Regions from separate parts of the Homo sapiens genome. Here region 2 is linked to region 1. Evidence: read pairs that join two places in POLR2A ChIA-PET (ENCODE). Cell type or tissue: MCF 10A. All regions are shown on one strand. Links, peaks and the distances in the headings refer to the core of each region. The heading gives the core; the rest is flanking DNA.

Region 1 (6,165 bases), core at 2,302-4,801:
TGACTCCATGCTCTCCAGCTGTGTGACTTTGGGCCAGTCCTTCAGTCTCTCATGCCTCAGTTTTTCTCATCTGTATAGGGGGATTGTGATCATACCTAGTTCATCAGGTTGTAATGAAGATTAAATGAATCGATACACGTAAAGAGTCGAGAACAGTCCCTTCGCATAGTGTGGCCTCAATGAGCATTGGCTTCTAATTATTTGCTTCGTGTGGTGTAGCCATTCCTCTACACTTGACGTCCAGTGAAACACACATGTATCAGAAAAGGGGCAAGAAGGAGAACATGGAAAAAGAGAATAGAAATCCATTTTGCAATTTAGCAAGATCTAAGATCTACCTAGCCCAGTCAGCCTTTGCTTCCTTCTCAGAGCTGTTTCCCCAGCTTACTACACTGATTTTTATTTATTTTTCCTAAAAACCATAAAATTTCTGAACTGGATGCATTAGAACACGGCCTGCAGAATGCCTCCTGGAACGTCTGAACTAACAGCTGGAGAGAATGACAATTCTTAGTTGCGCTGGAATCTGTTGAATTCACGATTCCCCCAGATCCAGTTATTTCTATTCACTCTCAGGCTTCAGTGAGCTCATTGTTCCTTGGATGGAATCACCAGCTTGGGCTCAGCACCCAGCCCTTTTCAAAGTGCTTAATAAATTAGTGGCTCTCCACATGTACTTACCCATGTGGCACGAAGTGAGACACACAAGGTTAAAAAAAAAGGCTGATCTGGATTTGAAAACAGGAAGACTAATCAGGCCTTTGCTCAAAGGAGGTCAGAATAATTTGCCCCAAGCACCCAGCACTGCGTTGTCCCTTGACAGGGCTGTTGAATCAATTAGCCTAATTAAATGAGGTGGAAAATTACTCCGGCAAATAAGTTGCCATGAAAGGTAAGTCTTAATTTGGCCTAAGGGAAAGCAAACAGCTCTCCGGTGTCTTGCCAAAGTCTATGAATGGGGAATAATTGGCAATTTATGTGTATGTGTTTTTAAGGCCGTGGGACAAATATATTTTTGTTGACAAGCAGCTGAAGCTTTCCCTGGTATAAAGACAGGGTTACTAATTAAGGGATAGTATAATTATGTGTGTTGGCAGAAATGTCACATATGTACCATGGCTGCAAACATCGGGGGCCTGCGACCCAGCTCATCTCAGGGGGTTCAGGCCAAGACGGACCTCTGGGGCAGCACCTCACATCAGGCCAGTCAGTCATTGCTTCCTCCTCGGTGATGTTTCCCCAGCTCGCTACACTGATGAGGACTCCATCACAAGCCACTGGGAAAGACAGGCTATGAAGTTTGAACATATGTGAAAATGTACCTTCATCTCATAGAATCCACTGCAAGCCTCAAGAATGATGTTGGAGAAATCTACGTTTTTTAGTGCAGGAAGGTGATTGAAATTATGTGATATGAAAAAATAAATATATATAAAACGGTCTATGTCAGCATGGAGAGTGGAAAGTACGCATCTTCCTCCTCTGCAACCCAGGATCCAATCTCTGGGGCCAACCTGCTCCAGCTCCATCCTGCAGGGGGAAATGTGAGATCCTTCATTACTGAGGTTCTAGGTTCCTGGGATATCTCAGAAAGGCACATCTCCAAACACAGAAAAGTTCCCTGCCAGTCACGTTGACCACCTCATGCAGGGTAACTTTGATAAGTTTTTTCACACACACACACACAAGTCTGCTTTGTATGCATTTCTCAGAAATCTCTTTCTCAAAAGGGATGCAGGCTCAAAAGAAAGTAGGCTGTGGGGAGAAAGAAAATCCCTGCCGTTCTGGGTAACTGAAAAATTAAATTATTAAAACAATCACAGCATGTGAACTTCTCCCAAAACCCTATTCCAAGCTTCCCAGTCAGACCTAGAGCAGTATTGTTCAGAGACCAAGGGGCAGTGCAGACAAGCAAGGCCAACGTGGCCTTCTCAGCCAACTTGGCTTCCTCAGAGTTTTCCTGGCCCCTCCTGTACAGTGCAGCCCTTAAGCCCCTACTGTTTGCTCACTTGTCTGTGAGCCCAGTTCAGCCCCGTGCAGGGCTTCTGGAATGCTGGCCTGTGTCTTGCACTGTCCTTCAACCTAGCTGGGGAAGTGAATGATTAGTTAATGACCTAGTATGAGGCAGAACCCAGAGTTCTAAAAGATCCTTGAGAAGAGTGTCCTTGAGGTGATGCGGGGGAGGCGCAACAAGAACCATCTTTTAAATGATTGAGGACCATGGTTGTGTGCCCTGAAGGCACCAGAAAAATTAGTGCCAGCCCCTCTGTATCATGACAGGGCTCTGTGTTTGAGATGGCAAGTTTACAAGGCAGCATAGCATGGGGTTAAGAGTAAGAGTGTCTTTCGCTCTTTCAGTAGCCAGAGGGAAGGAGGGAGGATAGGAGAAAGAAGGAGGAAGGAAGCAGGCAAGGAGTGCTAATAGTAATTCCATCATCAACGTGTGCTGTGCTCTTCACAGACAGCATCTCATTTAAAACTCCCCCAAACCTATGGGATTTATCATTCAAAACACGGCATTTTAAAGTATACCCTCTTGATTAAATAAAGCTCAGAAGTCATATAATTAAATGTTCCATTTGATCTGTAGCCCTCAGCCCATCCCTGAACTTTACCTCAACTTCACCCCGTCTTGAGCTTTATTCCAACCCAAACCCTCTCCATCCCTAACATGAGGCTTAGGGATGGGGTAGGAGTCAGGAATGTGTTAAGGTGTCTTCCTCAGAAGATACTGGGGAAATTTTAGAGCTGATATTTTTTAAATGGATTTTAATTTTTATTTTATTTATTTATTTATTATTTTATTTATTTAATAGATTTTTTTAATAAATAGATTTTATTTATTAGATCTCCTTAAAAACAAAAGTAATCAATGATTCTTCTAACAAATTAAATAATAAAGTGATAAATGAAGAATAAGTTAATAATTCCTCTCACAAGTTCTGCTTCATGTGGTAATTAATGCTAATAGCCCAGTTATTCTTCCCTGTTCTTTCAAATACATACAAGCATCACAGATATAAATCTATATATTAAAGCTGACATTTTAATGGTTTTCTTTGAGTATCATAAAAATTTACTGTGAATGCCAAAAATCTCTACCAAAATGCCAAGTCAAATTGTCACATTACCACTATTTTTCCCATGTTAAAGATGAAGGAACCGAGCTCTAGAGAAATTAAATAACTGGGTCACATTCACACAGCTAGAGCCATGCTGGCTGGCTGGCTTGTGTGCCTGTCTTTCTACCACACAGCACTGCCTCACGTTTCATACGGGACTTGGGGTTGAGCTGCACAGCCTAGAGGTCATCTGCTTACTCATCTTCCTATGCCACTCCCAGGCCTGGGCTTCATCTTTGAGTGTCCGGGATCATGAATCTGCCTGGACAAGTTCCTTCATACCTCATGCCTTAATTTTCCTGTTAATAGCCCAGTAGCTTACTGTGTGGGATTGGTCTGAAGATTAGACGAAAAAAAAATAATAGTTCTTTTTAAACAAAAATATGAAGTCTGAACAAATGCTTCAAGAAAAAGCTTTCTTTTCTGACAGGTGCCATTTTTCTCAAACCCACATAGATTTAAAATGGGCCAGATGTTGCCTTTATCAGCATTACACAAGGATCAGGTAAATGGATCCACGGGACCAGTTCCTACTCTCCGTTTCCTTTTAAGGTACTTAAATAATATGGGCACGGTCAGTTGTTTAGGGAAAGAGACAAGCTCTTGAGATTGAGGTAATGAGAAGATCCATTGAGAAGAGTCCTGGAGAAGGGCCTGCACTGGACTTTGAAGGTACCCTCAAGCTGCACAATCTTCTGTGAGGCTTGTCAGACTCTGAGATTCCTGCCAAAGGTCTATTTTTTTCCATTAGTCTTCATTGATGAGGTTTTCATTTGAAACCTGAATGCACAAACCAAGAGTTCCTTCGGTCTAAACTCAAGAAGAGAGCCACATGAGCCAGAGTTGACTGTCTGCATTCAACTTTTTAGAAATGGTAGGGCGGGGGAGTGGCAAGGATTTTGTTTTAGTCTGTTAAGGGACAACAAGCTTCCAAAGTTCCATTTGAGGGACACACAGGAGGCTGAAAAGAACCAGTAGGCAGCTCCTTGTCCTAGCCCTGAGGTTACTTATGGATCAAATGATTCTACTGTTTTCTCTGCCCCCTTCAAGTCTGACAAGCATTGACTGTCCCTTATTTCTTAGGGTCTGTTAAGTTTTTTTTTTTTTCAATTTGAAACACATAGCTTAATTTGAAAACAAATGAGTTTTCTTAGAAGAAATAATACTTGCCACCTACTAAAGAGGCTTATTGCATTCCACACTGAGAAACAAGTTGCCAGAACCAGGGGTTTAGATGGAGACGGGTGGCAATGAGCTGCCTGATGTCCCCTCTCTGGACTTAGCATTTCCAGATCCACTGTGGCCTGACTGTGACATAGCCCTGTGGGCCTTGGCCACCTTGGACCCAGACACACATCTGCCAAGGTGAAGTAACAAATGCTTGTCCAGTCTGGTGATCAGCAGGACAGAGACAGGCACCCAAAAAATTATTTTTGGCTGGGTACAGTGGCTCACGCCTGTAATCCCAGCACTTTGGGAGGCCCAGGCAGGCGGATCACTTGAGCTCAGGGGTTGGAGGCCAGCCTGGGCAACATAATGAAACCCCGTCTCTACAAAAATTAGCTGGGTGTGGTGGCCTGTGCCTGTAGTCCCAGCTACTCAGGAAATTGAGGTGGGAAGGATCTCTTGAGCCCAGGAGGTCGAGGCTGCAGTGAGCTGTGATTGCACCACTGCTCTCCAGCCTGGGCCACATAGTGAGATCCGGTCTCAAAAACAAAGAAACAATTTTTAAGCCAGAAACCTACCCCATTCTTAAGTAAAGACAACAAGGATTCAATAACCCTATCTACACCGTCACCACACAGCAGAGTACGTTGAGCCCCTCCAAAACTGTGCCTCCCAAAGGGGACACAACCTGCCCAGCAGCTCCTCCACAAGGCTGAGGGTGCTGTCCTCCTCTCATTCCGGGAACCCAAAGCAGGCCCCAGGAAATGAGGAGTTTTTCAAAATAGCATCCTGGGGTCCCTTTTAACCTCTCTATCTCTGCAAAACCTACAAGACTCTGTGGAGTTGGGTTCGAGCCAAGATAGGATTAACTGGAATTGCAGAAGTTTTCAGAATAAGCAGTTTCCTACTATTAGCAACTTCTTACCCATAGCTAAGGCTCAATCCCCCTTCCCCTTTCTTAGCCAAAAAGGACATATATAATAATTCTGTTTTGTGAGATAAAGTGTGTGTTGTGTGCATGTGTGTGTCTGTAGGTACGCATGTGCACAGTGGTCCTTGTGAGTGCATACACACCTACACACAAGGACTGCACAGCCATATCCCTACCTTCACCACACTGCAGAGATGGACATGTCCCACTCTCCAAATATATATATACACACATTTATATATATATACACACATATACATATATATACACATATATATAGTAGATACTTATATAAGTGTTTTCAGTGCGTGTGTGTTTGCGTGTGTATAAACATAGATAGATATTTATCCCTTCTCTTCTTCCTCATTCTCCTCCAAAGTCTTCATCAAATCTAAAAACTGTTCTTTTCCATTTCTACCCAATCCAGACTTTCTGTTATGTCTGCTTCAAGCGTCACAAAACAGAGGTTAAATTCTGAGCCTCAGTGATTCTATCTAGAGCCACTGTTGGGCACTTTCCTTACTGGCCTTGACCTGTCTGGGATATCGCCTACCAGTAGTCTCCAGAAACATGCCATCAGCCAGGATGCATGGCCCTGCATCTCAAGTGTCTTTTCTGGGTTATGCTATAAATTTTGGCTGAGACATCAACACATGTCAACATGTTACTTTCAGTGACATGTTTTTCTTTTCTCTGTTAGCTTTGGTTCAGGGCTGTAAATCCATTTGGGGAAGCAAAGTGTCCAAGCCTAAGCAAAAGTCATCTAATATGCTTCATGGATTGTGGGATTTCTCTATGCCTGACCCCTCCTTCCGTCACTCCCCTCCCTCCTTATTTTCCTTAGAAATCAAAGTGAAAAGGATATTCAGTTGGATATCCTTTAGTGATTAAAGTGATCAAAGTGAATTCAACTGGCAGGGCATAAATGAACACAAACCAATGAGC
Region 2 (6,165 bases), core at 2,089-4,588, 1.1 Mb after region 1:
CACTGTTATGTGGGGGCTGTGATACCCCTAGGCTGCGGTGGCTTGTGATGTTACTCATGACATCTACTTAGTGTGTGTTATATTCCAGGAATAGTGCAATGCAGGCACCCAGCATGTGCGTATGTGCGGGTCTGTGTGTGTGTGCATGTATGCGTGTGCACATGTGCATGTGTGTGCATAGGGTAGGGAATGATGCTGTCACCAGTTACCACCTCTTCTCTATCCTTTGTCTTTTGAGATCTTTTTTTTTAAGCCCATACATGGAATTCCAGCTGTAGGTCAACACATGCTACAAGAAAATTTTTTTTAATAAAAGCTTGCCACAAGTTACATGAAAACATGGCCCATTCTAATCACAGAGGGGCTTAAAAGCAGAAAACTTTCTCTGGCTGGAGTCAGAGAGATGAGGCAGGGGAGAAAGGCAGAAGAGATATGGCTGAGGGAAGTCAGAGAGATTGGAAGTGTGAGAAGAACTTGACCCACTTTTGCTGTTTGAAGATGGAGGGAGCAGTGGCGAGAGTGGCTTTACAGAGCAGAGAGAGGCTCTTGGATGACATCAGAAAGGGGCTAGATCCTGAATTCTCTTCCACAGCCTCTGGATCAGGGCCCAGGCTAGTGGATACCTTGATTTTGGACCGTGAGACCCTAAGCTGAGCCATGCTGTACCAGACTTCCGCCCTACAGAACTGTGATATAATAAGTGGGTGTTGTTTTAAGCCACAGAGTTCGTGGTTCCACAGCAATGGGAGATAATCCATCCTCCCATCTGGCTTTGCAGAGGCCCCTGGGTGCCAGTCTGTCTTGGGCGGTTCCTTAGCCTCTCTTGGGTGCTTCTTAGTCCTTGGCCTGGGAACCAAGAAACTAATTCCTGCTAATACGTAAGTAGCAGTGACATGGATGTCTTTTAGCTGAGGCTTTGGAGGGGATTTAACAGGAGACTCACAGGCATTCACATGGGTTGGAGGTGACAGTGCAAACCAAGCCAACAGAGCCGACTCTTCTCCCAGCTCAGCCTCTGCTCACAAATCTCATTTCTGATATTACTTCTGAGGGATCCAGTCACAGGAAGCAGCCTACAGGCTAAGCAGCTCTTTGAGGCTGACTCAGCCAGCGGCCTTATGGGATTTAAAGCCCAGGCTCCAGAGTGTCTAGGACTGGGACAGGAGACCACAAAACCAGCATCCCCACTGCGTCCAGCCAGGTCCTACCTGCCAATAAATGCCTCCTTCTGCTAAGCGGTGACTGCTTTTGTTTGCCAGAAGTCATCTCATTGAAGCTTGTAATCGTCTTCTCTCCTCCTCCAGGGAGACCACCAGCTTGGGAGACAGAGGTCTATATGGCCTGCACCGGCTCTCCCTCCTGCCTCTGCAGACTCAGTAGGCACAGCCTCACCCCTGAGTATCCGAGTCACTGACGAACATGCTCAGTGGGCCAAGGCTGAGGGCATCTTTGTTGGAATGTTTGGTTCCAATGTTCTAGGTGGCAAACTCCATGCCCTGTGGCCCTCCTCAAGGACGTGCCCCTCCAGGGTAACACCAACCCAGTCACTGCTTCCCCTTGAAGACAGTCATTCAACCAGTCACTGTCCCAACCACACAGTATAGTTCTCTGGTCTTGTCCAGAAACCCCGTATCTACTGTCTTTTACTGATATGCTAATCCTGGCACCCTGCCAGGAGGGCAACATGGATGCATGGACACACTCTCTCCCAGTGCATTCATGCTTCTCTCCAGGGGGCACTCCCAGGAGAAGCAGTGTGGCGCAGCAGTTAGGGCACAGCCCTGGAGCCAGGTGCCTCGGTGTGGATCCTGGCTCTGCTACTTGCTACCTGCGTGGCACTGGGCAAAGCTGTTAACCACATTCTCTGTCTCAATATCCTCATCTGCAGAGTCCAAGTAATCATCATAGCCAATTAAATACTATTTGGCCATAAAAAAGAATGAGATCCTGTCATTTGCTGAGCATACATGGGTGAAACTGGAGGTCATTATGGTAAGCGAAATGAGCCAGATATGGAAAGACAAACATCGCATGTTCTCACTCATGTGTGGGAGCTTTTTAAAAAGTTGATCTTGTGGACGTGAAGAGTAGAATGATAGAATGCCAGAGGCCAGGAAGGTTGTGGGTATGGGGTGTGGAGGACGAAGAGAGGTTGGTTAATGGATACAAACATACAGTTAGAGAGAAGGAATAAGTTCTAATGCTCAGTAGTAGAGTAGGGTGACTGTAGTTAAAAACAATGTATTGTACATTTCAAAATAGCTAAAAGTGAGGACTTGAAATGTTCTCAACCCATACAAATGGTAAATACTTGAGTCAGTAGTTACCCTAAATACCCTGACTCAATAATTACACATTCTATGCATGTAACAAAGTATCATTTGTACAAATGTTATTTGTCAATAAAAATCATCATACCAATTTCGTAAGGTGGTTATGAGCACTGAATTAGTAATAGCACATGTAAAGCTCAAATGTTAGCTAGTTTTATTACTATTTATTTCTCTAGGTATTGGCAAGCCCTACTTAATAATCTGTTCTACATCCTGTCCACAAGGGGTTGAGCTCATGGTTGTTATCCGCTTTGGCTGAATACTCCAGGAGTATCCTGGTTTCTGCTGGGCAGGTCTCGTTACAATCAGGAGGTGCACCGGTTATTTTTTTTAATGCACCTCCTCTCAGGTTTGAGAAGAATGATAGGGACACATCTAGACAATGAGCAGAAGCTTTCAGACCTCAGGCAAAGGGAGACTGTTAGGTCCCAACACACTAGAATGCAAACTCCCAACAGGTGGCAACCCTGCCCCTCTCAGTGTCTGAATTCTTCCTAGGATCTAGCACGTTGCCAAACACAAAGTGCTCCATTCACATTTTCTGAATGAATGAATGAACAGGGGGATAGCACACACTAAAAGACAACGTGCTTTGGACTCTTTTGATGGGAAGTCTGCATCTCACAGTTACACTCTTTGAAAGACTGAATTTTTGGTAAAGTTTGACCCTAACCTGCTTCGCAAGCCATTTTGTAAATATCCACTGAGTTATCTGGCACCCTGCCGGTCCCTCACCCTGTGACCCACTCTGAGGCTTGGGTCTGCAGCTGAGCTTCGGAGAGAAAGGTACTCAGAGGTCCAGCTGTCCTCCAGGGAGGAGGTGGCCTGTTTGCCAGGGCAGTGGCCCATTGTCACCCTTTGTGGTGGAGAATCAGGGCAGTTGATCTTTGTGGGACCTTTGCCCTCAGAGGTGCCCACTCTGCCCTAGGTAATCTCTCCAGAGCGGAACTAGATTTGGAAGCTGGGGAGACATTGGTGACTAATGAATGACTTAAGGGTGGAAAGGAGATTTGCATACAGGTAGGATGTGCCTCTGTGGGCTAGATTGAGGCAGTTTAGAAGTCTAATAATAGGCTTTCCAACAGGTAGACTTCTGAGGTCTCGCATGCTTCCGGTGCCTGGGGTTGACTCATCTTTCCAGTGCCTCAGGCAGGTTCCCATAAAGGTGCAATCCCATAGGGAATTCAAACACTGGATTTGCTGTCACTTATGGATGAGGATTGCAGCTCTGTGTCGAGGCTTTCAGCATAGCTCCTGACTTAGACATGACCTTGACCTGGTTGAGATTATAGCATCTTCCTGAGCCAGGGCTTTGAGCTGGAGTTCTGTCCCCGAGCCTGCCCCACCACCCACTTCCCTGCTTGCCCTTTATAGCTTGACTCTTGCAGCTGCTGAGGAAATGTTAAGTGTCTCAAGGCACGGAAACAGAAGGTGCACCATAAAGCCCTTCACAGAAGATTTTGTTAGGAAGTCTGGAGCAAACGTGGTCTTCCTTCTGGCTCCCCTCTCAGAAAAAATGCCCAGCCTCCATCTACTCCTTCTTCTCCCCACCCCCAGCCCATGTAAACCCCTGAATTTCTTCCTCTTTTCATTTTTTCCTGCCACCCAGTCCAAGATGTGACCATTTTTCTCCTGGAAAAGCCTCATGGAGGACACCTTGCTTTCCACACTTGTCCCTGTAATCCATTCTCTACATAGCAGCCAGAGGATATTTTAAAAATGCAAATTGGATTGTGTTGCTCCCCCTTAGAAATCCTCCAATGGCTTCCCATTGCTCCAAGGATAAAAATCCAAGTCTTTAACCCAGCCAATGAGGTTCTACATGGTTTGGACCTCACTCCAGCCCTCCTTTGCCTATTCCTCATTACACACATCTGAGTTTTGAATTATATATTGGTGGAATGATTTGAGTAGAGAGTAGGCAGGGCACCTCGTATGTCCAGACAGTTTGTGCACTGCACAGTTCCAGAGCATGGGGGGCATTTACACAGATTAGGATGTGACTAGGCACATGAAATTGTGCAGTGCACAACCTGCATGACCATACCTGGCTGCCTAGTTGTGTTTTCAGCTCCTGGCAGAGTACCTGGCACTTGGTAGGTGCTCAGTAAATATCAGTTGAATGAATTGATGTTGATGCAAGTTGAACTGGCATAATATGAGCATCCTGTAAATTTTCTTGAACCCCAGATATAATCAACAAATCCTAGAATGTTACAGACGCAATGCAGAGAGATTCTTGAAATATTTTTATTGGCAGTTGATCATGATAGCATTAACCTTTATCAATCATTAATTTCTGACACAGTCCTAGGTTCCTTGCATGGTTTATTGCAGTCAGTCCTCAAAACAAACCCATGAAATGAGCCTGATTATTATTTTCTTATTACAAAGGAGGAAATCATTTCCCAAGGGGTAAACTACACAGGTCCTAAGTGGCAACACCAGGATTGGAACCAGTGCTGTCTGACTCCAAAGCCCACGCTCCTGCCTTCAAGCCCGACACCAATGTTCAGGGTCAAGACTATTCCTTTATTTACTCCCAGAATCTTGCTTAGTACTTTGTTAGCGAACTAAAAGCTTTTCATAGCCGTGTGCCTGCCAGCTCTGAGTGTGTTACCTGGAACAAGCTCTCCTAGGATGCCCGGGGGCAGATGAGGGGATCAGCCACATGCCCATGGGCCCTGACTCACCAGCAACTTGAGAACAAGAAGAAGCTCAGCAGGTCACCTGAAACCTTTGTACTGGCCTCTGGCTCAAATGCAACACAAAGAGCTTTTTGCTTCTAGCAGACAGCAGTGGTAGGGTGGTTGGGGAACAGACAGCCTACTCCTGAGATCTGTGGCTTAAAAATTCTCATAATTATTGTTACCACATATCAGTTGTCCAGGCATCTGGACAGATGTGGGGTCCAGGCACCATGCAGACTCTCCTGCATATGTTAATTCCCTGAAAGGCAGGAAGAATTATGCCTAGTTTACAGCTGGGAAAACTGAGGCTCATTGAGATTAAGCAACTTGTTAAAGCTTCCTTAACCTGAGAGTGGCAGATCTGATATCCAAATAGGGTCTGTCAGTATCTAAATGCCATGCTTTCACTAGGACGCCCTGAGGCTCAGATTGTACCTAAGACCAAAGACCAGGTCACTGGGAGGCAGACAATGTGATGGCTCCCAGCCCACCCCTACCCCATCCCCCATCCTCTCCCACAGTAGGGCAGCATGCTGCTTTGGTGGAAATCATCCCTCTCCTAGCTCCATAAGCCAGTCCATGTAGTTTCATCCCCCTTGCCACAGTGATTTATTTGTTCCGGGATGGGAAGGAACTTAGGCTCAAGCCCATCAGTGCTTGACACTCTCCTGGCCATAATGTCTGTCTGAGGCTGGCTAAATCAGAGTGAAGCACAGGACTCGTGTTAAATATTTGGGGGTGGGGTGGGAGAGCTCTCTCTCTCTCACACTCCACAGTGTGGTATGCGGATGTGAGGCCCAGAACAATTGCAGCTGTTTTGCCACCATCTGAGAAATCAGGATGAAATGAAGCCAAATCATCAAAAAGGACAGAACTGGGCAGATCACAGAGAAATGGAGACATAGCCCTGATCAAACCATTCCTGCAAGTTGAACCACTCCTGGCCTTTCCATTGCATTTTCTAATATGTTATTCCCTTACTGTTCAAGTCGGTTTTTGAGCTAAGTTTTCTATTCATTGCAATAGAAATGATCATATCCAGAATCTACAGAAAATTGGCCTGGGTTGGTTTTCATCAGACCAGCCTCTACTAAAAGGAACTGGTTGCGGATGAGGTGAAGCAGCTGTGTGCAGGGCCGAAG

The links. ChIA-PET counts read pairs that join two places held together with the same protein. Peaks named below come from ENCODE experiments on the same cell type or tissue, not always from the same donor. Only the 100,000 strongest peaks of a DNase experiment are listed, where the experiment ranks them.
Region 2: POLR2A ChIA-PET joins it to region 1 with 6 read pairs; 1 of 35 experiments calls an interaction of 5 or more read pairs at or near these places.

The regions. Positions count from the first base shown.
Region 1 is chr6:45,781,071-45,787,235 of GRCh38, reverse strand. No RefSeq gene overlaps it. Among named protein-coding and RNA genes, the nearest start is that of RUNX2-AS1, 210 kb to the right of the region's middle. In MCF 10A, for the core only: no CTCF peak of the experiment used is centred there; a DNase peak (open chromatin) is centred at 3,335.
Region 2 is chr6:44,671,903-44,678,067 of GRCh38, reverse strand. No RefSeq gene overlaps it. Among named protein-coding and RNA genes, the nearest start is that of MIR4642, 240 kb to the right of the region's middle. In MCF 10A, for the core only: no CTCF peak of the experiment used is centred there; a DNase peak (open chromatin) is centred at 3,437.